2 separate regions of the Homo sapiens genome follow, and region 1 is linked to region 2. A link is an interaction called in ENCODE POLR2A ChIA-PET data of the cell type or tissue named here. Cell type or tissue: A673. All regions are shown on one strand. Links, peaks and the distances in the headings refer to the core of each region. The heading gives the core; the rest is flanking DNA. Region 1 overlaps MYO10 (myosin X). Region 2 has its middle 100 kb from the start of MIR10522.

Evidence for each region. ChIA-PET counts read pairs that join two places held together with the same protein. Peaks named below come from ENCODE experiments on the same cell type or tissue, not always from the same donor. Only the 100,000 strongest peaks of a DNase experiment are listed, where the experiment ranks them.
Region 1: POLR2A ChIA-PET joins it to region 2 with 9 read pairs; 2 of 35 experiments call an interaction of 5 or more read pairs at or near these places.

The regions. Positions count from the first base shown.
Region 1 is chr5:16,753,196-16,765,779 of GRCh38, forward strand. MYO10 (myosin X) reads right to left here. Exons shown (of 41, transcript NM_012334.3): 12 at 11,055-11,201; 13 at 10,460-10,560; 14 at 10,286-10,352; 15 at 9,350-9,442; 16 at 8,850-8,918; 17 at 8,269-8,351; 18 at 4,923-5,031; 19 at 1,633-1,713. Among named protein-coding and RNA genes, the nearest start is that of RETREG1, 140 kb to the left of the region's middle. RefSeq lists enhancers at 1,364-2,004, 2,005-2,645. In A673, for the core only: no CTCF peak of the experiment used is centred there; a DNase peak (open chromatin) is centred at 6,396; H3K27ac peaks cover 978 bases.
Region 2 is chr5:17,047,281-17,059,864 of GRCh38, forward strand. No RefSeq gene overlaps it. Among named protein-coding and RNA genes, the nearest start is that of MIR10522, 100 kb to the right of the region's middle. In A673, for the core only: no CTCF peak of the experiment used is centred there; no DNase peak of the experiment used is centred there.

The DNA of each region.
Region 1 (12,584 bases), core at 4,617-8,616, 300 kb before region 2:
TAGCTCTGTCGCCCAGGATGGAGTGCAGTGGCATGACCTCAGCTCACTGCAAGCTCCGCCTCCCGGGTTCAGGCAATTCTCCTGCCTCAGCCTCCCAAGTAGGTGGGACTACAGGCACCTGCCACCACACCCAGCTAGTTTTTTAATATTTTTAGTAGAGACGTGGTTTCATCATGTTAACCAGGATGGTCTCCATCTCCTGACCTTGTGATCCACCCGCCTCGGCCTCCCAAAGTGCTGGGATTACAGGCGTGAGCCACCGTGCCCGGCCTTTTTTTTTTTTTTTTTTTTTGGGAGACAGAGTCTGGCTCTATCTCCCAGGCTGGAGTGCAGTGGCAGATCTTGGCTCACTGCAACCTCCACCTCCTGGGTTCAAGTGATTCTCGTGCCTCAGCCTCCTGAGTGGCTGGGATTACAGGCACGTGACACCATGCCTAGCAAATTTCTGTATTTTTAGTAGAGATAGGGTTTCACCATGTTGGCCAGGCTGGTCTCAAATTCCTGACCTCATGTGACCCGCCCACCTCGACCTCCCAAAGTGCTGGGATTACAGGCGTGAGCCACCATGCCCGGCTACTGTGGTTCTTATAAGCATACATCTTTAAACTATAAATGAGGAATCCATGCAATATTAAGCCAAAGGCAACTGGTTGGCATTATAAAAGATAAGATCCAGCATCAGTCAAATTACCAGAATATAATAAACCAAGTCTCATGGGAAACAGTTCAGATCAGATTTTTTACCTTAAACCTTATGAGGATGGCATCTAGTTCTTTAACATTAGCTCTTAAAATTACAATTAAATTTTACAATTTAATTACATTACAATTAAATTACATAAAAATTACATTACAATTAAATTACATAAAAATTACATTACAATTAAAATTTGTAGGGGTTTTCTCACATAAGAAGCATTCCTAAGAGGCTGTTTGCTGAATCAAAATAATTTAAATGTATTAACAATACTTTAAGACAAGCTACCTAATTAGCTGTGGATTCAGCGACTGCATATATCTAACACTATAGTTTCTTTGTTTAGGTAGCTTTTCCTTTTTAAGCTCACATTCCTTGTAATCGGATTATGAAATTAGAAAGCTAAAATCAAAGAGCCAAGACATTAATACTTATGACAACCTTTAGAGTGCTTTCTAATTAGTTATAAACAACTATTTAAAGTACTTAAAATCTAGCATTACTACTTAAAGCCTCTTCATCGTGTTTAAAATAACAATAAAGCAAAAAAAAGAAGGAAAGAAAGACAAATAAAAACTTTAAAAAAAAAATCAGCCACCACACATCAAATATTTCCTGTAAAATGATGTATCACACTCTGAAACTTTTCCCAAGAATTTTAAACCAAACGCTAAAAAAAAAAAAAAGTAAAGGCTTCACAATGTTTCCTTTTCAAATAGATGTCCCTAAAGCTTAATAACATCACTCAAAAGCAGACTAACAGGCCCAAGGGACAAAGGGAACTTTTTCATTTCATGTCAAGTTATAATAATGTCATATCCATTTCCAACCATCTACAATGAAAGGACTTTGGAGAAACCAAATCTGTGAGTAACCACCCCAGGAGGCTGTGTCCCTCGAGACAGATCCCAGCCTAGGACTGTCATCAATCTTACCTTCTGCATGTTTGGCTTGATACAGCGAACAAAGAAAGGATTAGAGGAGCTTAGCGTTGCCATTAAGGAATGCAGTGAGTCCTATTAGAAAAAGTATATGTTGATTTAGTCTCTTATTATGTCATTCTTTAAATTTCTCAGTACTCTAGGCACTTAGAAACAATAATTTAAAAAACACAATATAAATCATAGGACTAATAACTTAGAGGTTTTCATTTTTTAATTGTCATTCTAATATAAAATAAACATACTGAGTCAATGTATTAATAATTGAAATTATTCGATAATACACCAAACTCATTTATCACTTCCTTTGAAATAGTAAAATTCTATTTTATTTATTTATTTATTTATTTGAGACGGAGTCTCGCTCTATCACCCAGGCTGGAGTGCAGTGGCGTGATCTCGGCTCACTGCAAGCTCCGCCTCCCGGGCTCATGCCCTTCTCCTGCCTCAGCCTCCAGAGTAGCTGGGACTACAGGCGCCCGCCACCATGCCCGGAGAATTTTTTGTATTTTTAGTGGAGATGCGGTTTCACCGTGTTAGCCAGGATGGTCTCGATCTCCTGACTTCGTGATCCACCGGCCTCAGCCTCCCAAAGTGCTGGGATTACAGGCGTGAGCCACCGCGCCCGGCCTGAAATAGTACAATTTTAATAAACCATTCTGTCAACAAACAAAAATCATCCTAGGATATTTCAACGTTTAGTACAGAAAAACTGAGAAATAGCCACTCTTCCACTGTCATTATTCTTCCCAATTCATTAGTTCCATCGAAATGACAGTCTATGCCAGCACTTCACTGGTCTCTGAGCCACAATCTCTCACTCTTACCTTCAAATCGCCAGACTTACAGACTCCAGATCAATCTTTAATACTACTTTCTTTTCCAACTTTTTTTTTTTTTTTTTTTTTAGAGTTTTTAACATTTACCAAAGCAGACAAAAGCATACAATGAGTTCTCATTACCAGCTTCAGCTCAGGGCTAATCTCATTTCGCCTGATCCACACATACTATACCCACCCCTGTGGAAAAGCAAATCCCAGACATGATGTGATTTCCTCCAGCAGCATTTCAGTATGTAGGATTAAAGGCTAAACACTTTAAAGCACTGTGTAACCACAGCATCATCACACCTGAAAAGATGACATTAATTCCTTAAACTAATATTAAAATGTGCAATGGTCTCACATTTCATATTAAAATGCTCAACTGCTTCAAATTTTATGATTTTTAAAAATTTTATTATTTATTTATTTATTTGAGACAGGGTCTCATTCTGCCACCCAGGCTGGAGTACAGTGGTGTGATCACAGCTCACGGCAGCTTCAACCTTCCAGACTCAAGTGATCCTCCTACCTCAGCCTCCTGAGTAGCTGGGAATACAAGGGCATGCCGAATAACTTTTTAATTTTTTTTGTAGAGATGAGGCCTCGCTATGTTGCCCAGGCTGGTCTCGAACTCCTCGACTCAAGCAATCTTTCCACCTAGGCCTCCTAAAGTGCTGGGATTACAGGCATGTGTCACCATGCCCAGCCCATAAATTTTAAAGGGTTTGTTCTTTTGCATCAAAATGCAAATATGGTCCATTCATTGTAATTGGTGGATGCATCTTTTCAGTCTCTTTTAATCCACTGGCTTTCCCTCCATCTGTCTCTTTTTTCTTCTCATAATCTTGTTGAAGAAAACTGAACTGTCTGAACACTACATGGATTAATTACTTCTCCAGCTCAGAAAACTTTAAAATTTCTCACAAGACAAAACATCCTGACATTCACGGCCCTTCATATTTTGATACCATCTTAAATTCTCACGAGGTGTCCTGTCCGGCTGGTGTTCTACTGTCTGTTGACAGTCCTCAGAGACAGGACTTGCATCTCTGTGTCTGGGCTCTTCTCCTGCCTTCGCCTGCACCTGGAAAGCTCACCCACCCTTTTCCATTTCCTTCACTGCTAGTCCAGTTTAAAGTCTCAAACATTTCAAAAACCCAAGGGTGGGTGCAGTGGCTCACGTCTGTAATTCCAGCACTTTGGGAGGCTGAGGCAGGAGGATCGCTGGAGGCCAGAATTTTGAGATCAGCCTGGGCAACATAATAAGACCCCATCTCAGTAAAACATCTAAAAATTAGCCGGGTATGAAAAATTAGCCATGCGTAATGGCGCATGCCTCTAGTCCCAGCTACTTGGGAGGCTGAGGCAGAAGAATCTCTTGAATCTGGGAGGTAGAGGTTGCAGTGAGCTGAGATCGTGCCATTGCATTCCAGCCTGGGTGACAGAGCGAGACTCTGCCTTTAAAAAAAAAAAAAAAAAAAAAAAAGTCGGGTGTAGTGGCTTACACCTGTAGTGCCAGCTACTCAGGAGGCTGAGGGGGGAGAATCACTTGCGCCTGGGAGTTTGAGGCTGCAGTGAGGCGTGATTACACCACTGCACTCCAGTCTGGGTGACAGAACAAGACCCTGTCTCACACACACACAAACACACACACACACGCACACACACACACACACACACACACACGGAAAAAAAAAAAGCTTTCTCAGAGAAGTCCTGGCAAACCGACCTTCTAGAAAAAGAAAACTGAAAACCTCTGCTGGAAGATTAAGAGCCTAGGACAAGGTAACTGACATCAGTCTCATCTAACCAGGGGGAAAAAACATCCAGATATGAGAAGAAATATATCCCATTTCCACATGAGTCTCTAAATACAAATCAGAGTGGTCCCAAATGGCCTTAAGGAGTTTGCTATTTCAAAAGCTTAGAAGAAATAGCCATTTATTTTTTTAAAAAGGATCTACATGTTTTCATCTGACTCAGAGAAAAAGTCTATTTTATTTCTTTTCTCTCTTTTTTTAGACAGAGTCTAGGTCTTACGCTGTCACCCAGGCTGGAGTGCAGTGGTGCAATCACAGCTCTCTGCAATCTTGATCTCCCAGGCTCAGGCAATCCTCCCACCTCAGCCTCCTGAGTAGCTGGGACTACAGGCATGCGCCACCGCACCCAGATAATTTCTGTATTTTTTGTAGAGACAGGATTTCACCATGTTGCCCCGGCTGGTTTTGAACCCCTGAGCTCAGGTGATCTGCCCACCTCGGCCTCCCAAAGTGCTGAGAATACAGGCGTGAGCCAAAACTCTATTTTATTTCTAAAGCACTATCTGGTTTAAAAGCATGATATAAAAGGAAACAAAAATAAACAAATATTCTCATAGACTTCACATACACCCAAATCCTCTTTTCAGTTCTTAAAAATACAGTAACGACGGATTCCTCTAAGCCAGCAGTGAAAACGAACCTTGAACTGTGAGCTGACTGTAGGCCGCCGATGTTTGCTTCCACATTTCAAGGTATCCTGGTTGTTGCGGCTTGAAACATGTTCAAAAAGATCGTAGATAAAGTCAAATCTGTGTGAGGCAAGAGCAGGAGGTCAGTGAGGCACACACACCCATTATTAGGTGCAAGATTATTGTAATTAATGGTGCCCTTTCTCAATGATAATTCAAAGTAATACACCCTAGGCCTGGAAGAACTAAGACAGCTTCCAAAGATTTCAAACCAAACACTGCCAAAGAGCTTTAGGCACTGAAAACACGTGGCAGTGTCAGAGACCAGAGTCTTGCAGAGAAGGGGACTGGCATGACAGTGACAAAGGGTGGAATCCCACTTAGGAGCTCTGTGCTTTCTGGAATGCCATCTAAGCCTCTGTAGCCTCGGTCTCCTCACTTGCAAAAGTGAGTTATTAGTTTTGCCATCTTGCAGTGTTGCAAAGATTGAAGCAGTTAACGGATGGAAAGGTGCTCCTGGGGAACACTAATTACAGGGTGAGGCAGGCGATGGTTCAAATCCTGTCTCCCCACTTCCCAGCTGTGTTGCTTGGGCAAGATGTTTCATCTCTCTCTAAGCCTCAGTTTTTTCATCTGGAAAATGGAGATAATTTTTTAATTTATCCCCTAATGCCAGGTGAGAATGAAAGGAGAACATGCATGTAAAAGGCAGAAAGCATGCTACCTGGCATATCATATATATTGATATTAGTTATTATTTAAAAAGTTCTGTAAAATCCATTGCTACTATTAACAAGGTAAAAGTGAAAAGCTTCCCAATAATTTTTTTTTTTTAGACAGAGTTTCGCTCTTTCACCCAGGCTGGAGTGCAGTGGTGCGATCTCGGCTCACTGCAACCTCTGCCTCCCGGGTTCAAGCGATTCTCCTGCTTCAGCCTTCTGAGTAGCTGGGATTATAGGCGCCTGCCATCACGCCTGGCTAATTTTTATATTTTGTAGTAGAGACAGGGTTTCACCATGTTGGCCAGGCTGGTCTTGAACTCCTGACTTCAGGTGATCCACCCGCCTCGGCCTCCCAAAGTGTTAGGATTATAGGCGTGAGCCACCGCGCCCGCCCAGCCTTCAATGATTTTTAAATCTTCCTTGCATGGAAGGTATCATGGGCTATGGAGCTGGTGGGGTTGGTGGCTTCACTGTCACCAGGACAGTCAGGGAAGACTTCTGAGCATCTGCCTCCCCACAAGCGGCAATATTAGAGCTTTCCCTGGTCGCTTCTTGCTTTGCCCCAACCTTTTTCATTTTTGTTCTCGGGTGCTCTTTAATGCTCACTCTCTTAAGTTCTCTAACTGTGCTTTGAGCTCTTTGGAGAGAAGCTTTGGTTCCATTAAAATGTCACAGATGTCAAAGGTGAAAGAGAGTGAAGCAAGTGAACAGCCCCAGCTCCTCGGTTTGCAAGGGGAAACCTGGGGTTGAGACAGGAAGTTCTTTACACCACTCACAAAACTGCTTCACGCTGGCACAGAGGCAGCTGGCGAAACTCCACCTCGCTGGTCTCCAGGCCTGCAATCTTTTCACTACGACAAACTGCCTCTACTTAACATCAATACAGGGCTTTTATTTAAACGTATCGCATTAAACTAAGAAATTGCTTTGACAGCATGCTATGGTGTTTTTTAAACACCCATCATTTTTACAGGTCTGAAAACTCACCTAAAAATAAAATAGCTAACAATGTTGTATATAGTGAACCCTCACATAGAAGAGTTAAAATAAGTTTGAAGATCAAATGTTTCAAATTCTGAGTTTCTAGGCTGATACTACCTTATATGGGCTCCCTTTGTCCCAATTCATTCCTATCTAAGTGACAGGTGGCCATCTAGTATTTACATTTCTAAAAGTATTACAGCTTTTAAACTTTTTTGCTACTTTCCTTCCTTAGATATAAACATGTGTTTTTGTTACAGATTCCCACCAGATCCAACACAGGTGCTGAAAGCTTTCAGGAAAGGGTTTTTTCCCTAAACTCTTTCTCTCTTACAAAGCCTCCTAAAAATAGTACACTTCCGCCGGGCATGGTGGCTCATGCCTGTAATCCCAGCACTTTGGGAGGCCGAGGTGGGCGGATCATGAGGTCAGGAGATGGAGACCATCCTGGCTGACATGGCGAAACCCTGTCTCTACTAAAGATACAAAAAAAAAAAAAAAAATAGCCAGGCGTGGTGGCGGGCACCTGTAGTCCCAGCTACTCGGGAGGCTGAGGCAGGAGAATGGCGTGAACCTGGGAGGTGGAGGTTGCAGTGAGCCGAGATTGCGCCACTGCACTCCAGTCTGGGTGACAGAACGAGACCCTGTCTCCAAAAAAAAAAAACAAACCAAAAAAAAACCAAAAAGGACACTTCCTGGTCTAATACATACAAATAACTTATCACTGCAAGTTTCTGTGTGTTTTCTTTATTGATTTAATGGTGTAAATTTATAATTCATGAACGAATAAATGAATATGTAATAAATTTATAATTATAGCTGAATTAAGGCATTTATTTTACTAACTAGAGACACAGGAGTCCTATAAAACCAAGGCTGAAATCAGCTTAACCACGCAGCTCTAAGCTCCCTGTGAAGACAGCAGACCACACTGCTTAAGATATTAAGGTTCTCAAGCCAACCAGACCAGATCAAAACTGGACTCGATGGCTCACTGGTTACCAGTTGAGAGGTCTTGGGGAAGTCACTTAACAGCTTTAACTGCTTCAAGGCTCGGTTTCCTCATCTGCATAAGAGGATTAATAACAGTATGTTACTTATACCTCTGTGGTTGGTTTATTTCAGTACCTCACTAAATGGCAGTCATTGCTTATATTATTATTATTATTATTAATTTATTTATTTATTTATTTATTTTGAGACAGAGTTTCACTCTTGTCACCCAGGCTGGACTGCAATGGCGCAATCTTGGGTCACTGCAACCTCCACCTCCCAGGTTAAAGCGATTCTCCTGTTTCAGCCTCCCAAGTAGCTGGGATTACAGGTGCCTGCCACCATGCTTGGCTAATTTTTGTATTTTCAGTAGAGATGGGGTTTCACTATGTTGGCCAGGCTGGTCTCAAACTCCTGACCTCACGTGATTTGCCCACCTTGGCATCCCAAAGTGCTGGGATTACAGGCGTGAGCCACCATGCCCGACCTTGCTTGTATTATTGTTATACTTTTGAGTTACTTCATTGATGAAGTATTACCTGGGAAAAACAATACTAAGTTTCTTACATAACAGCAATTTGTTCTATATTTGTGAATTAAAAGCATTTGCACAAATATTCATTTGCTTGCTAAGTACTTCTCGGTGAGAAGACTGACATACCGGCTTTCTCTTAGCAAATTGAGAAGGTCATCTCGAAATGTATCTCTGTTCTTCTCCAAGATACCTCGGACATCATATTGCACCTAGTTTTAATAAATAAGAGAGGAGAAAACTGATTGAAAGAATAGTTTCAGGTCATAAGCAACTTCCCTGAAAGAGCCACAAAAAGAAATCATTCCAAGAAATTTATTTATTTATTTTTTAAGAGACAGGGTCTTGCTCTATTTCCCAGGCTGAAGTGCAGTGACGTGATCATAGCTCATGCAGCCTCAAATTCCTATGCCCAAGCAATCCTCCCACCTCGGCCTCCAGAACAGCTAGGACAACAGATGTGTCACCATGCCAGGCTAACTTTTTAAAAAATATCTTGTAAGATGTTTTTTATATCTATGTTGCCCAGGCTGGTCTCAAACTCCTGTCCTCAAGTGATCCTCCTGCCTCAGCCTCCCAAAGTACTGGGACTGTAGGCTCATGTGAGCCACCATGCCCAGCCCAATAAATTCATGATTGGCTTCTGAAACCACTGTTTTCTCTGAATACCAAACAGGCAAATATCAATAGGTATCTTAATAAAAAGTTACCTCTCCAGCATAGTGCTTCACTCCAAAATTGTTAACTGCAACTCTGGGCTTCACATAAAAGTGGTTATTCTAAAAAAAAAAAAAAAAAAAAAAAAAAAAATACAATGCCTTATTTCACTCACTGATTTCCTTTGACTTCCAGAGAACACTAAATACAAAAGACAGTGAAAATCATTTCCAAACTTGCCATGGATCTGCGTTTCAGGACACGGCATATGGTGCACTTTATAAAAACCATGTTAACTCTCGATTGTGTCATTATAATAGATTAACAATTTTACGTTCTCTAAATAAGCTTGGGCATTCTAACAAGTAGCTCCAAATCTAACCCTTTTGCTTATTTCAATTTAGTTCTAGTAATAGAAGAACAGCTTTGGTTTGAGAATAAATGTTCAATGTGGGAGGCACAGTTGGGCCAGCGGACTGACATGTCTGGTGTGTAATCCCAACCCACAGACGTGCTACTCCAATGTGATGAAGAATTGCAGGTTTTGACATACCGCATGCTGACTGTGTAGCTTCTCCAATAAGGTGCTGTCTGTGGCTTGAGGAAAATGGCTTTCTTCATTGATAAGGGCTAGGAGGCCAAGTTTCTAGAAGAAGAAAAAGAAAAAATGAATTAAAAGTTGAATGTGGCTGGGTGCATGGGTAGCTCATGCCTGTAATTCCAGCACTTTGGGAAGCCAAGATGGGCAGATCATTTGAGGTCAGGAGTTCCAGACCAGCCTGGCCAACAGTGAAACCCTGTTTCTACTAAATATACAAAAAAATTAACTGGGCGTGGTGGCATACACCTGTAATCCCAGCTACTGGGGAGGCTGAGGCAGGAGAATCACTTGAACCTGGGAGACGGAGGTTGCAGTGAGCCAAGTCTGTGTCACTATACTCCAGCCTGGGCGACAGAGTGAGACTCCGTCTCAGGGGAAAAAAAAAAAAAAAAAAAAGTTGAATGTGTGCGTCCCAAACTATTTGAGAGCTCTTCTCTACTCTCTAACAAATGAGTGGTTAAAAGAAAAGGCATGGTAATTTCTCGATTGGAAAATCCATAATGATACACTATAGAGAAAACCAATTAAGTTCTTATATAAATCTTAAAAAAAAATTGAACCCGTTGCAATTTTGGGGATAAAACTTTTACAACTGGCAAATCTATATTGGTACTGGCAAGGCTTTGCTTCTGACTTAAAATCTAAGGGAAGCCAATTCACACACTGTTGATTCTAAAATACTGAGTTCAATGAGACAATAGGTTTGAAGCAGCCAAGTATTTAAATTCAACCTTGCACATTTACATTTATGTTTCCAAATGGTCCATTGTGTTCTAAACATTCACATCGTTGATGTGCGTGTTCGTGCACGTTATTTTGTTCCCATAAATATGAATCAGTCCAGCTGGACCCCCTTGGGACTGTAACCATTCTTCAAAAATACATTACCTTCTCAATCAAGTCCAGGCATTCTCCATTGTCTATCCAGTCAATATCTTCCCACACTAATCCTTCCCTGTAGAAAGATTTTAAACAGCCAAGTTAAATGAAAACATAGCTTCAAAACGAATCTAGTTGCTGCTTTAAAAAAAAAAATTGAAATGGAATTCTATGAGTGCTTACCGGCTATATTCTAGTTGTTCTAAAGAAAAAATATGCTTGTTGAAGTACTCCTGAAGTTTCTCGTTTGCATAGTTTATATTGAACTGTTCAAAGTGATTAACCTAAGGGGGGAAAGCATTCAATAAGTATCTTTAGTGTACTCACGATTATATAGAAAGGTGAAGAAAAGACAAAGAAAAGATCTGCAGAGAAAAATATCAATGCCTGTTGTCTGGCACAGTGGCTCACACCTGTTATCCCAGCACTTTGGGAGGCCGAGGTGGGCAGATCACCTGAGGTCGGGAGTCCAAGACCAGCCTGACCAGCATGGTGCAACCCCGTCTCTATTGAAAATACAAGAAAAATTAGCCGGCTGTGGTGGCAGGCACCTGTAATCTCAGCTTCTTGGGAGGCTGAGGTGGGAGAATCACTTGAACCAGGATGTGGAAGTTGCAGTGAGCTGTGATCACGCCACTGCACTCCAGCCTGGGATACAGAGTGAGACTCCTTCTCAAAAAAAAAAAGAAAAAAAAAGAGTTTGCTCACAGAGATTTGTTCAATAGCAGCTAATCATGGACAGAAGAGAATTCACGTGCTGCACTGTTAGGAAACCTACCTCAAAGTTTTCAAATCCAAAGATGTCGAGGATGCCAATAGACTTGAAGTCCTCATTGCCTTTGATCCTGCTGTTGATCTTCTTGATTACCCACTCAAAGCAGCACGCATACAGAGCCATGGCCAGGGAGTCCCTGCTGTCTACTGCCTGTGGGAGAGAAACCAGCACAGACTCAGCTGACCCCGGGCACCCCAGACAGGCAAGGCCATCCATTCCCCACTTGAGAGACACACACAAGACTAGCATAGCATCTGGCCCTCCAGTGTGAAGTCAATCGATCTCATCTAGGAAAGGACAGATATCTAAAGAAAAGATAAACTGGAATTCACATATTTCTCTTCTGTTAAGATTAAATACCAGGATTCCAAACTCAACTTGCTATGCTGTTATACAAAAGAATCTAAACCATATATACAGGTACAAATGTTACCAGGTTTTTTTTGTTTTTTGTTTTTTTGAGACGGAGTCTAGCTCTGTCACCCAGGCTGGAGTGCAATGGCGTGATCTCGGCTCACAGCAACCTCCACCTCCCAGGTTCAAGCGATTCTCCTGCTTCAGCCCCCTGAGTAGCTGGGATTACAGGCATGTGCCACCACACCTGGTTAATTTTTCTATTTTTAGTAGAGATGGGGTTTCTCCATGTTGGTCAGGCTGGTCTCAAACTCCTGACCTCAGGTGATCTGCCCGCCTCAGCCTCTCAAAGTGCTGGGATTACAGGTGTGAGCCACCGCACCTGGCACCAGGTTTAAAACAATAATTAAGATGTGAGCTCTTTTTAAAATTTTTCTGATTTTCTATTATACTTTGTATTTACAAAGTTTTTCTTCATAATATGGTCAGCATTTTCATTTATCCAATTAAAAACATATTAGAGGAGTGTGATGGTTAATACTGAGTGTCAACTTGATTGAAGGATACAAAGTATTAATCCTGGGTGTGTCTGTGTGGGTGACATCTGAGTCAGTGGGCTAGGGAAGGCACATCCATCCTTAATCTGGTGGGCACAAGCTCCTAGTGAAAATAAAGCAGGCAGAAAAATGCGAAAAGGCGAGACTGGCACAGCCTCCCAGCCTACATCTTTCTCCCATGCCGGATGCTTCCTGCCCTAGAACATCGGACTCCAAGTTCTTCAGTTTTGGGACTCAGACTGGCTCTCCTTGCTCCTTAGCTTGCACACAGCCTATTGTGGGACCTTCTGATCATGTAAGTTAATACTTAATAAACTCCCCTTTATATCTATCAATCTATCTATCATATTCTGTCCCTCTAAGAAAACCCTAATACAAAGAGCTAGCACATATACATTGGCTCAGCGCAGTAGCAGAGGCAAATATAAATAAAACATATTATTATATTGTTTTCATTATAACAACACATTATTGTCGTAAGTAATGTTTATTTAGCACTTACTCTGTACCAGACATTAAATGCTCAGCATATATTTGTTATTTTTCTTATAAGAGTCCTATGAATTAGGTATAATTATGCTTGTCTTATAGTGGAGGAAACTGAGGCATAGTGACTAAATTT
Region 2 (12,584 bases), core at 5,550-9,549:
TCTCAAAAAAAAAAAAAAAAAAAAGAAAAAAAAGAAAAGAAAAGAAAAGAAAAACTTTTGGTGATAGATAAATGTAAATGCTGGTGTCTACATAACCAGAGGAACACTTGGGCAGAACTTGATATCCAGGAGATCTGCCTTGCAGCCATTTCAAAGTTGGTTTACTGATAACTTCTACTGAAGACCAGAACACTGCTTCATCTTTAACATGTAGTTAATTAGTTAGGTAACTTTGCAATTCTGTGAGAATGTTAAACATTTACTACACTCAGAATAAAGATACACTAAGATAGAAAAGGTGTCTTATCATCTCAAATTGGGTCCTGTTAGGATCAAAGCTTGGGGGTTTGAAGAAGTCAACAGACTTTAGCATATAGTAGGATGATCAGTTGGGTCATCCACAGTATCAGCTAGCAGTGCTTGTAAAGTAAACAACTCTGGAAGAGGTAGTCTGTGCTGTAGGACATATCTCAGTTCTCTGTGTAACACACAATGCTTTTTAGCTTGATCAGGACTGTTAGGAACACAGCAAAAATATCTGGAGCAAAGTAACTAAGCAATGATTCAATAGAGTGCCAATGGCAGAAGTGAAAGAGCTGATCACAACACTCGTGGCAAACTTCATTGGAGAAAGGAAAGACAGGTTCTTGTAATGATTATTTGGAAAATATTTTCTCTTGCCTTTCCTATCTTGGTAAATTGTACTACTATCTACCCGTTTCCCAAAATAGAAAAAGTGGCATCCTCTCTCTTTCTCTTTCTCTCTCTCTCTCTCTCACACACACACACACACACACACACGTGTGCTTCATCTGATCAATTACACTTCCCATCCATTTTACCTTCTAAATAGTTTTCTAGGCCGGATGCTGTGGCTCACGCCTGTAATCCCAGCACTTTGGGAGGCTGAGGCAGGCGGATCACAAGGTCAAGAGATTGAGACCATCCTGGCTAACACAGTGAAACCCGTCTCTACTAAAAATACAAAAATTAGCCGGGCGTGGTGGCGGGCACCTGTAGTCCCAGTTACTCGGGAGGCTGAGGTAGGGGAATGGCGTGAACCCGGGAGGCGGAGCTTGCAGTGAGCCGAGATCGTGCCACTGCACTCCAGCCTGGGCGACAGAGCGAGACTCCGTCTCAAAAAAAATAAATAAATAAAATAAAATAAATAGTTTTCTAGGATAGTGGCCGGAATAGACTACTAACGTGGTAAATCACTACTTTTTTGTGTGTTACTTTTTTCAAACTGATAATCTTTAGGGGATTTAGAATGATAAATTAGTCACAATGATACACTAGAGATTATAAAAATTTAATAGGCTTTTGGTTGGGTACGGTGGCTCATGCCTGTAATCCCAGCACTTTGGGAGGCTGAGGCGGGAGGATCACCTGAGGTCAGAAGTTCGAGACCAGCCTGACCAACATAGAGAAACCCCACCTCTAGTAAAAATACAAAATTAGCTGGGCGTGGTGGCGCATGCCTATAATCCCAGCTACTTGGGAGGCTGAGGCAGGAGAATCACTTGAACAGGGGAGGCGGAGGTTGTGGTGTGCCAAGATTGTGCCATTGCATTCCAGCCTGGGCAACAAGAGTGAAACTCCATCTAAAAAAAAAAAAAAGAAAAAAAGAAAAAGCCCAGGCGCGGTGGCTCACGCCTGTAATCCCAGCACTTTGGGAGGCCGAGGCGGGTGGATCATGAGATTAGGAGATCGAGACCATCCTGGCTAACATGGTGAAACCCTGTCTCTACTACAAATACAAAAAATTAGCTGGGCATGGTAGCAGGCGCCTGTAGTCCCAGCTACTTGGGAGGCTGAGGCAGGAGAATGACATGAACCTGGGAGGCGGAGGTTGCAGTGAGCCGAGATTGTGCCACTGCACTCCAGTCTGGGCGACAGAGTGAGACTCTGTCTCAAAAAAAAAAAAAGAAAATTAATAGACTTTTATCTGAGTTTGGAATTTAATATACTGTGTAGAATATCTGGAGAATCTGAAAACTAAGCATGATGACTTTTTCCTCTTATGAATTGTAATTTTCTAGGCATGTTGGCGAAGCTAAGGCAGTATAATGAGGTGGCCCTGGAGCTGGAGTATCTGGTTTGAATCCTGGTTTCCGATCTGTGGCTACTTTTCTAATCCTTGGCTCCTCCAGCATTTGCCTGGAATAGTACAATTCCCTCCTAAGTGTTTTCTGTTTGAGCTCTTTTCTATTTCATTAACGTTACAGTGATTTATTTAAAGTACCATACAACTTTTTTAGCTGGGTGCAGTGTCTCACACCTGTAATCTCAGCACTTTGGGAGGCCAAAGCAGGAGGATCACTTGGGGCCAGGAGCTCAAGACCAGCCTGAGCAATATAGTGAGACCTCATCTCTAGCAAAAATTAAAAAATTGGCCGAGCACAGTGGCTCACGCCTGTAATCCCAGCACTTTGGGAGGCCGAGGCGGGCAGATCACGAGGTCAGGAGATCGAGACCATCCTGGCTAATATGGTGAAACCTGTCTCTACTAAAAATACAAAAAATTAGCTGGGCGTGGTGGTGGGCGCCTATAGTCCCAGCTACTCAGGAGGCTGAGGCAAGAGAATGGCGTGAACCTGGAGGCGGAGCTTGCAGTGAGCCGAGATTGCGCCACTGCACTCCAGCCTGGGCGACAGAGCCAGACTCCGTCTCAAAAAAAAATAAATAAATAAAAATTAAAAAAGTAGCTGGGTGTGGTGGCATGCACCTGTGGTCCCAACTTCTCAGGAGGCTGAGGCAGAAGGATCGCTTGAGCCCAGGAGGTCGAAGCTACAGTGAACCATGATGGTACTGTACACGCTTTTTTCATTTCAACTGTAAATATTTGTATATGTTTGTATGTAGGGGTGTGTGTGTGTGAGTGTGCATTTTTAATTAGTGTCTATGGCTAAGTCCTGTGAAGGTTACAAAGATGAATGGCAGAATGAAAATTGTTCCAGCTCTCAAAGAGCTTATAAATTAATAGGATATTTTAAATAATTTAACTGATTTGTGTGATTAAATATAAATTTTAAAAAACTATCTTCATTTTGTTGATGCTTGAAGAACAAGGCAGGATGCAGATTCCTATTAGTGGAAGTTAACATGGTCAACAATAGCATGACCTCACATTGCAGGTTCACATTATCAACATGGTGCCAAGTTTTGTTTAAAAACTTTTGCATATTTTTTGTGGCAATTTGTACAACAATACGACTGAAAACAAGCTGGTGTGATGGCGTGGGAAAATTCAACGCCATTGATCAGATTTCAGAGGTCATAGATGAAATACTCTTTTAAGCTTAGTGCTTACTGGCAGGAGGGGATACAGATGTTAAACTCCATAGATTTGTGTGAAATAGAATTTGTCCTTCCAAAGAGGCTTTTAATGTAGAAAGTGCTGAGAATCTTTTTCTCTAGGACATGACAAAGTCTTGTCACCATTTGATGACACTGCTGAGATTGTGGAGACAAGGTCTTGCCGTGTTGCTCAGGCTGGTCTCAAACTCCTGGGCTCAAGTGATCCTTCTGCCTCGACCTCCCAAAGTGTCGGGATTACAGGCATGAGAAACTGCCCGGCCGCTGTCGTACATTCAATTTCTGGAATTTCATAAACTTTGAGTGAATGAATGCTATGTCTGGGTGAAATAGATGCTTTATATCCCTACGTTGAGCACCCAAAAGCCAAATGTGGAGCTGAACAATGCATTTAACTGGGATAGATTACCAATGGAAAGGCAGGAATTATTTTTTTCCCAAATGACAAAGCTTTAAGTAAAGTGGGATGATAAATTACCCACTGAGACAACTCAGAAAATACAGAAAACTTTTCTTTAATGTTGATTTTTGTTTTGTTTTTAGGTTTTCAAGTTTATTTTCAATTTTTGTGGGTGCATAGTAAGTTTATATACTTGTGGGGCACGTAAGATATTTGATACGGGCATGCGATGCATAATATTCACAGCAGGGTTAAAGGGAAATCCATCACCTCAAGCATTTATCTTTTGTGTTACAAACAATCCAGTTGAACTCTTTTAGTTATTTTAAATGTACAATTAAATTATTTTTTACGGCCAGGCACAGTGGCGCATACCTGTAACCCCAGCACTTTGGGAGGCCGAGGTGGGCAGATCACCTGAGGTTAGGAGTTTGATACTAGCCTGGCCAACTTGGTGAAATCCCATCTCTACTAAAAATACAAAAAAAAAAATTAGCTGGGCATGGTGGTGGGCACCTGTAATCCAAGCTACTCGGGAGGCTGAGGCAGGAGAATCGCTTGAACCTGGGAGGCAGAGGTTGCAGTGAACCAAGATCACGCCACTGCAGTCTCCAGCCTGGGTGACAGAGCAAGACTCTGCCACACACACTATATATATATATATATATACACACACATACACACACACACACACACACACGTATATATATAGAGAGGTATATATATATTATATATATACGTATATATATATTTTATATATATAATATATATACGTGTATATATATATTTTATATATACACATATATATTTTTTATATATATACACGTATATATATTTTATATATATATGTATATATATTATATATACGTATATATATTTTTTATATATATACGTATATTTTTTATATATATACGTATATATATTTTTTATATATATACGTATATATATTTTATATATATACGTTTATATATTTTTATATATATATATGTATATATATATTTTTTATATATATATACGTATATATAGAGAGAGAGGTGTATATATATATATATTTTTTTTTTTTTTAACTATAGTCACCCTGTTGTGCTAGCTAACACTAGGTCTTATTCTTTGTTTGTTTTGAGATGGAGTCTTGCTCTGTCACTCAGGCTACAGTGCAGTGGCACAATCTCGGCTCACTATGACCTCCTCCTCCCGGGTTCAAGCCATTCTCCTGCCTCAGCCTCCCAAGTAGCTGGTACTACAGGTGTGTGCCACCATGCCCGGCTAATTTTTTTGTTTTGTTTTGTATTTTTAGTAGAGATGGGGTTTCATTATGTTGGCCAGGCTGGTCTCGAGCTCCTAATCTCAGGTGATCTGCCCGCCTCAAAGTGCTGGATTTATAGGCGTCAGCCACTGTGCCTGGCTTGTTTGTTTCTTCTTTTCATTTTTTTTTTTTTTTTTTTTTTTTTGAAACGGCGTCTTGCTCTGTCGCCCAGGCTGGAGTGCAGTGGTACATTCTCGGCTCACTACAACCTGCGCCTCCCATGTTCAAGCGATTCTCCTGCCTCAGCCTTCTGAGTAGCTGAGATTACAGGCGCATGCCACCACACCCAGCTAATTTTTTGTATTTTTAGTAGGGACAGGGTTTCACCATGTTGGTCAGGCTGGTCTCAAACTCCTGACCTCATGATCTGCCTGCCTTGGCCTCCCAAAGTGCTGGGATTACAGACGTGAGCCACCGTGCCCGGCCTGTTTGTTTCTTTACCTTACTTTTTTCTTCTCCTTCTTCTTTCTTCTTCTGGTTACCCACATGCAAGAGCTTATTCATTCTTTCCAACTATGTTTTTGTACCCATGAGAATACAGACATTTATTATATATATATGTTTGTTGTTGTTTGTTTTTGATTTTTTGAGACTGGGCCTCACTCTGTTGCCTAGGCTGGAGCACAGTGGTGTGATCATGGCTCACTGCAGCTTTGACTTCCGGGGCTCAAGCCATCCTCCTGCCTCAGCCTCCTGAGTACCTGGGACCACAGGCGCACACCACCACCCCAGGCTAATTTTTGTATTTTTTGTACAGACTGGGTCTTGACATGTTGCCCAGGTTGGTCTTGAGCCCCTGGGCTCAAGTGATCTTCCCGCCTCGGCCTCCCAAAGTGCTGCCATTACAGGCATGAACCACTGCACCTGGCAGAATATAGAAATTTAATAAGTTTTCATTTAAATTTACGATTGAATATATAGAATATCTGAAATATTTAAAAATTACATATGAGGCCAGGCGCGGTGGCTCATGCTTGTAATCCCAGCACTTTGGGAGGCTGAGGTAGGCAGATCACGAGGTCAGGAGTTCGAGACCAGTCTGGGCAATAAGGTGAAACCCTATCTCTACTAAAAATACAAAAATGAGCCAGGCGTGGTGGCACACACCTGCGCTACTTGGGAGGCTGAGGCAGAAGAATCACTTGAACCCGGGAGATGGAGATTGCAGTGAGCCGAGATCATGCCATTGCACTCCAGCCTGGGTGACAGAGCGAGACTCCGTCTAAAACAAAAAAATTAGACATGAAGACTTTTTTCTTTCATTAGTCGTGATTTTCTAAGCATGCTGCCCAAGCAAAGGCAGTGTCAACAGGTGGCTGCAGCACTGGCCCACCTGGCTCTGACATTCACACCCCGAGGGTTTGGACAAAATGCTTCACTCCCATTTGTCTCAGTTTGTTTATCTGTAAAATAGGGGTGCCATTGTCAGTACTTATCTCTTTGGGTCCCATTGAGGAATCACCCTGATAATATAAACAACGTGCTTTGAATAGAGTCTGGCTGAACTTGGCCCATCCTGAATTGCTCTATAAATGTTAGTGCTTTTGTTCATATCCTCTGTAATGGGACTTAACCACAGACTTTTGCAGATCACTTTGGAGTTCTGCCTTGGCACCAAATGAATATGGATGAAATCGAAACAAGAACATAAGGACGGTGATGGACAGATAGCTTAAGAACCAGAAGCCAGACACTGTTGCAGGGATGTCTGTGATTTCCAAGCAGAACTGATATGTGATTAGGCTGTCTCCCTCAAGAAACCCAGCTATGGTCATCCTTATCTGGGACCCTTGAATTGTTTGTTGTTTTGTATCCATGCAAACAAAGATAGGAAATCTTCACATAAGCAACTTACATATTTGCTTCAAAGGAATGTTAACTTAATTGTTCTATCTTTGTTTCCTTGAGAACTGCTTAGATATATTTTCTCTCGTGTTTATCAGAAGATGAAAATTTTATAAAAACAGGCTTTACTGAGGAATTCTTCTATATATTCAAAGCTATCAGCTGGGTGTAGTAGATCATACCTGCAATCCTAGTGCTTTGGGAGGCCAAGGCAGGAGGATTGCTTGAGCCCGAGTTCAAAACCAGCCTGTGCAACATAGTGAGACTCCGTCTCTACAAAACATAGAAAAAATATCTGGGTGTGGTGGTGCATGCCTGCAGTCCCAGCTACCTGGGAGGCTAAGACAGGAGAATCGCTTGAACTAAGGACATCGAGGCTGCAGTGAGCTATGATTGCATCACTGCACTCCAGCCTGGGTGACAGAGAGAGAAAGACCCTGTTTCAATAAAAAAAAAAAGAAAAAAGAAATGTTAGCTAGTGAAGTTGATGCAAAATCCTTGGAACTACACCCGTGTCTGCATATGTTTCTGTGAGATAAACCCTCTGAATGGCTTCCCTGATTATGCGAAGTAGTAGCTTGAGTTTTCATAGGTGACCACTGTAGTCTTTAGTTTCTCCAGAGTCAAGGTTAATTGGAGGAGGCGATTACACTGGGAATCCAGAGAAGCAGACACACAGCATCCTGGGAACGGCGGCTGTTTGGAAAAGTCTCCTTGGCCACTGGTTGCTTTACGGCAGGCAGATGGAGGCCAACCAGGAAGCAGCGTTTTTCTCCCACGTTGGCGGTGATTCCCACTCTAAAAGAAACCTCTGGGGTCTCCCAATGTAAGGAAGACCACTGTGAAAAACGCGATCACTTTGATTCCATCAATGTTGCTGTGCTAGGAAGAGACCTAAGTCACCCCTGGCATCCTCCCACTGAAATCCAATATCTACTTCTCTGCTCCTTGTATCAAGGACCTAGAATTTCACTTTGTGTTTCTTCTGGAATTCTAAGATCCTATCCCTAACCATGAAGGTCATGAGCTCATTAAACGTTTCTATATACACCGAGTATTTTAAAAAAATAGCAGACTAATGCTGACAATGTTAAAAAATAATGTCGATAAAAATAATACTGATAATATTAAAATATTTTGGAGTGGCTCTCCTTTTTTTTTTTGAGACAGGATCTCACTCTGGAGTGCAGTGACGTGATTTTCAGCTGACTGCAGCCTCGCCCTCTTGGGCACAAGTGATCCTCCCACCTCAGCCTCTCAAGTAGCTGGGACTGTAAGTGCGCACCATCACTCCTGGCTACTTTTTGTAGAGATGGGGTTTTGTCATGTTGCGCAGGCTGCTGGAGTGGCTCTCTTTAAATAATAGTTTAAAAGGAATAATTTATCTCACTTGAGCAAGTTATTAAAATGAAGTTTCAAATGCAATATTTATTTTTCTTTTTTTTTGGTGTTTTTTTGTTTTTTTCAAATGCAGTATTTAAACAGTCAACTTTATATCAGTCATGACCAGCAATTGCCCAAATAAACAGAAAAATGCAACTTTCTTTCAGTTTCTTCATAATGTCTATAATTTTGAAGTAGATGACTGAAACGATGAGAAAAAAATAGAAAAATTGACAATTTTACTGTATTTAAAATGACACCATTTTCCTGCATAGTTTGGATTCCATCAGTCAGCATTGATTTGGGTTTACTTCAGTTTAATTTAGTAGGAACCCCCAGCTAAACTCCAGAAGGGGGAGGAGTACAAATTTTCATTTTTACCAAGGTCTTGTTTATAAAGAGCCTCAAGTTTCTTCAAAAATGGGGATAATAACACATTTTCTGTGAGAATCGGTAAGTATACGCAAAGACAGTCTTCACACACCAGGCATTAAAATACATAAATATCAAAGACCGTATTGGAAAATTATTTGGTCACTTAGCTAAACTAAAGGATAAGATTAGAAAATCAAAATGGAACTTGGTCTAGGACAAAGCTCACGATGTATTTGGGCCAAAGTGTCATTCTACCATTGTTAGGGGAATTCCCATCAACTGCCAAAGCTTGGGCTCTGCCCAGAAAGGGATTAATTCCAAGACAGTGTTCCCTGAGTGCCTTCCAACCACACCCACTACTACTCAGTGCCTTCTGGACACCCCAAATGTTGTCTTATTCATGCCAACTTTTATATTTTTGAAATATGCTTCTGCAATACAATTTATAAAGAGGGGAGAACACAGACTTTAGGGAAGGCGCTCTCTCTCCAGTCAGTTTCCTCAAGGCTCATAAATTCCCGGCACCTGGCTTCATTCTCAGACAATGAATCCACGATTTTCTGGCTTCAGTACAAAGCAGGGAGGACCTAGCTCCTGGCTGTTTGTGAATCTCTTCGATTTTCCGGCTTCAATACAAAGCAGGGAGGACCTAGCTCCTGGCTGTTTGTGAATCTCTTCGTCTCCTATAAAACAACAGTTCTGGCCTGATGCAGTGGCTCACGCCTGTAGTCCCAGCACTTTGGGAGGCCGAAGCAGGGGGATCACGAGGTCAGGATTTCAAGACCAGCCTGACCCAACATGGTGAAACCCCATCTCTACTAAACATGGTAAAACCCCATCTCCACAAAAAAATGAGCTGAGTGTGGTGGTGCATGCCTGTAATACCAGCTACTCAGGAGGCTGAGGCAGGAGAATCATTTGAACCTGGGAGGCAGAGGTTGCAGTGGGCCGAGATCGTGCTATTGCACTCCAGCCTGGGCGACGAGCAAGGCTCCATCTCAACAACAACAAAAAAAAAAACAAAAAAAAAAAAACAGTTCTGGCTGAGTGCAGTGGCTCATGCCTGTAATCCCAGCACTCTGGGAGGCTGAGGTGGGTGGATCTCTTGAGGTCGGGAATTCAAGATCAGCCTGGCCAAGATGGTGAAACCCCATCTCTACTAAAAATATAAAAATTAGTGGGGCATGGTGGCTCATGCCTGTAATCCCAGCTACTTGAGAAGTTGAGGCAGGAATATCATTTGAATCCAGTGAGCTGAGATCGTGCCACTGCACTCCAGCCTGGGCAACAGAGTGAGACTCTGTCTCAAAAAAAAAAAAAAAAGAACAGTTCTTCCTGCATAACAGCACTAAGTATTGCCTCCTCTCCTCTCAGTTTTGCATTTTTTTTCAGGTAGAAGAGATTATCTGCAATATGGAATTTGCACATTCGTATTGTCTTCTCCTGGGAAGTTGCCTAGACACATGCCCCAATTTGGAAGTCCTTTTGTAATTTAGCTATGCCGTTTTCCTGGGGTTGAAGTTCAGGGGAGAAGCACAGCCTGAGATTTACTCTCCTCTCTTCACCTTTGCTTCTCCCTCTCAAAGTAGAGTCTCATTCAAAGCAAAGTGTCCTTGGCAACCAGTTTAGCAAGTTTTTCTTTTTTTTTTCTTTTGGGATTCTTGGCTGCCAGTGTGGGGCTGTTCGAGATGAGCCTCATCCAGCAGTTTTAATCTTGTGGCTCTAGGTGGGACTTTTACTGGATAAGCTGAGACTCAGTAACAGGCAGAGTTGTCTGGAGGTTGGCAAAACCTACTGGATGACCCTCAAGCTCTTTAACACGTCTACTATGTGTCTGCCTTTGTTACAGTAGCTTTTCTCTGGGGCAGTATGGGACAAACGGGCTGCCTGCCAAGGTAAAATGTGACTAAATTCATTTCTTTATAAACAAGACCTTGGTGAAAATGAAAATTTGTACTCCTCTCCACTCTGGAGCTTAGCTGGAGGTTCCTACTAAATTAAACTGAAGTAAACCCAAATCAATGCTGACTAATAGAATCCAAACTATTAGGCTCTGGAAGGAGGCTCTGGAAGCCCAATGGCAGAGAATTAAGAATAGAAATCTCCCTTCTGGCTCCTAGGCCTGTGGTCTGAATTATTTCCTGTACTTCTGCCCTCTTGTCTACTTGCATCAGTGATTAAGAACATTTGGGGCCAGCGCAGTGGCTCACGCCTGTAATCCCAGCACTTTGGGAGGCTGAGGCCAGTGGATCACTTGAGGTTGGAAGTTTGAGACCAGCCTGGCCAACATGGTAAAACCCCATCTGTACTAAAAACACAAAAATTAGGCCCGGCAAGGTGGCTCACACCTGTAATCCCAGCACTTTGGGAGTCCAAGGTGGACGGATCACCTGAGGTCAGGAGTTCAAGACCAGCCTGGCCAACATGGCAAAATCCCGGTCTCTACTGAAAATACATAGATTAGATGGATGTGGTGGTGCATGCCTGTAATCCCAGCTACTCAGGAGGCTGAGACAGGAGAATTGCTTGAACCCAGGAAGCGGAGGTTGCAGTGAGCTGAGATTGTGCCATTGCACTCTGTCTCAAAAAATAAATAAAATCCTTTCTCTAACATCAGAGTTTTAGCCTTTGCACATGGCTATCTTCTTAGGCACAGTTTGTAGAAGAAAGTATTACGTTTATTTAATTACTCATTCATTCAACAAATATTTATTAAACATGTGTGCTAAGCAATCTTCTAGGTGCTAAGGAGACGGGTGAGTTGTGAGCACAACAAAGATCTCTGTCTTTGAAGAACTTACATTCTAGTGCAAGGAGACAGATGGAAAATGACATAGATAGCTTGGACAACATGGTGAAACCCCATCTCTACAAAAAAATACAAAAACTCGCCGGGCGTGGTGGTGCATTCCTGTTGTCCCAGCTACTCGGGAGGCTGACATGGTAGGATCACTTGAGCCCAGGACGGGAGGTGGAAGTTGCAGTGAGCTGAGATTGTGCCACTGCACTCCAGCCTGGGCAACAAGCAAGACTCTGTCTCAAAAAAAAAAAAAAAAAAAAAAAAAAGAGAGAGATAGACCAGGGAAATCTATGGCATCTTAGAAGTGATAACTGAGCTGGGGGAAGGGTGGGGTACTATGTAAAAAGACCTACCTAGTGGAATGAAGACCTGAAAAGAAGAGAGGGAATGAGCCACGAAGGCAAAGGAGAGAAGGCAGGAGAGACCCTGGCATATTCAATGTATCTGGAGAAAGTGAGAAAGGATCATGAGGTGAAGACAGGAGGGTAAGGATGGGGCGGTCCTGTGTAGACCATGGAAAGATCATGTAAAGATCATGCACAGATCATAGATCATACATAGATCATGAACAGATCACACAGAGCTCACAGACAGGTCATGGATCATGCACAGATCGTAGATTATGCATAGAACATGAGATGGGAAGCTGTTGGACAGTTTTTCAATTTTAAAAATTCAGTTAATTAATTAAATTTAAGAGGCAGGGTCTCAACTGGGTGTGGTGGCTCACGCCTGCAATTCCAGCACTTTGGGAGGCCAAGGCAGGCGGATCACCTGAGGTCAGGAGATCAAGACCAGCCTTGTCAACATGGTGAAATGCCATCTCTACTAAAAATACAAAAGTTAGCCGGGCGTGGTGGCAGGTGCCTGTAATCCCAGCTACTTGGGAGGCTGAGGCAGGAGAATCGTTTGAGCCCAGAAGGCAGAGATTGCAGTGAGCCAAGATCATGCCACTGCACTCCTGCCTGGGTGGCAGAGCAAGACTCTGTCTCACAAAAACAGACAAACAAACAAACAAAAAAAACAGTGTGATCTGATTCATGTTTTAACAAAATCACACTGATTTCAAGGTTGGAAATTGGCCTGTTGGTAAACAAGGGTGGGAGCAGGGAAGCCAGTAAGGGCTCTAGCGAGTTATTCGGGCAAGAGATGGGGGT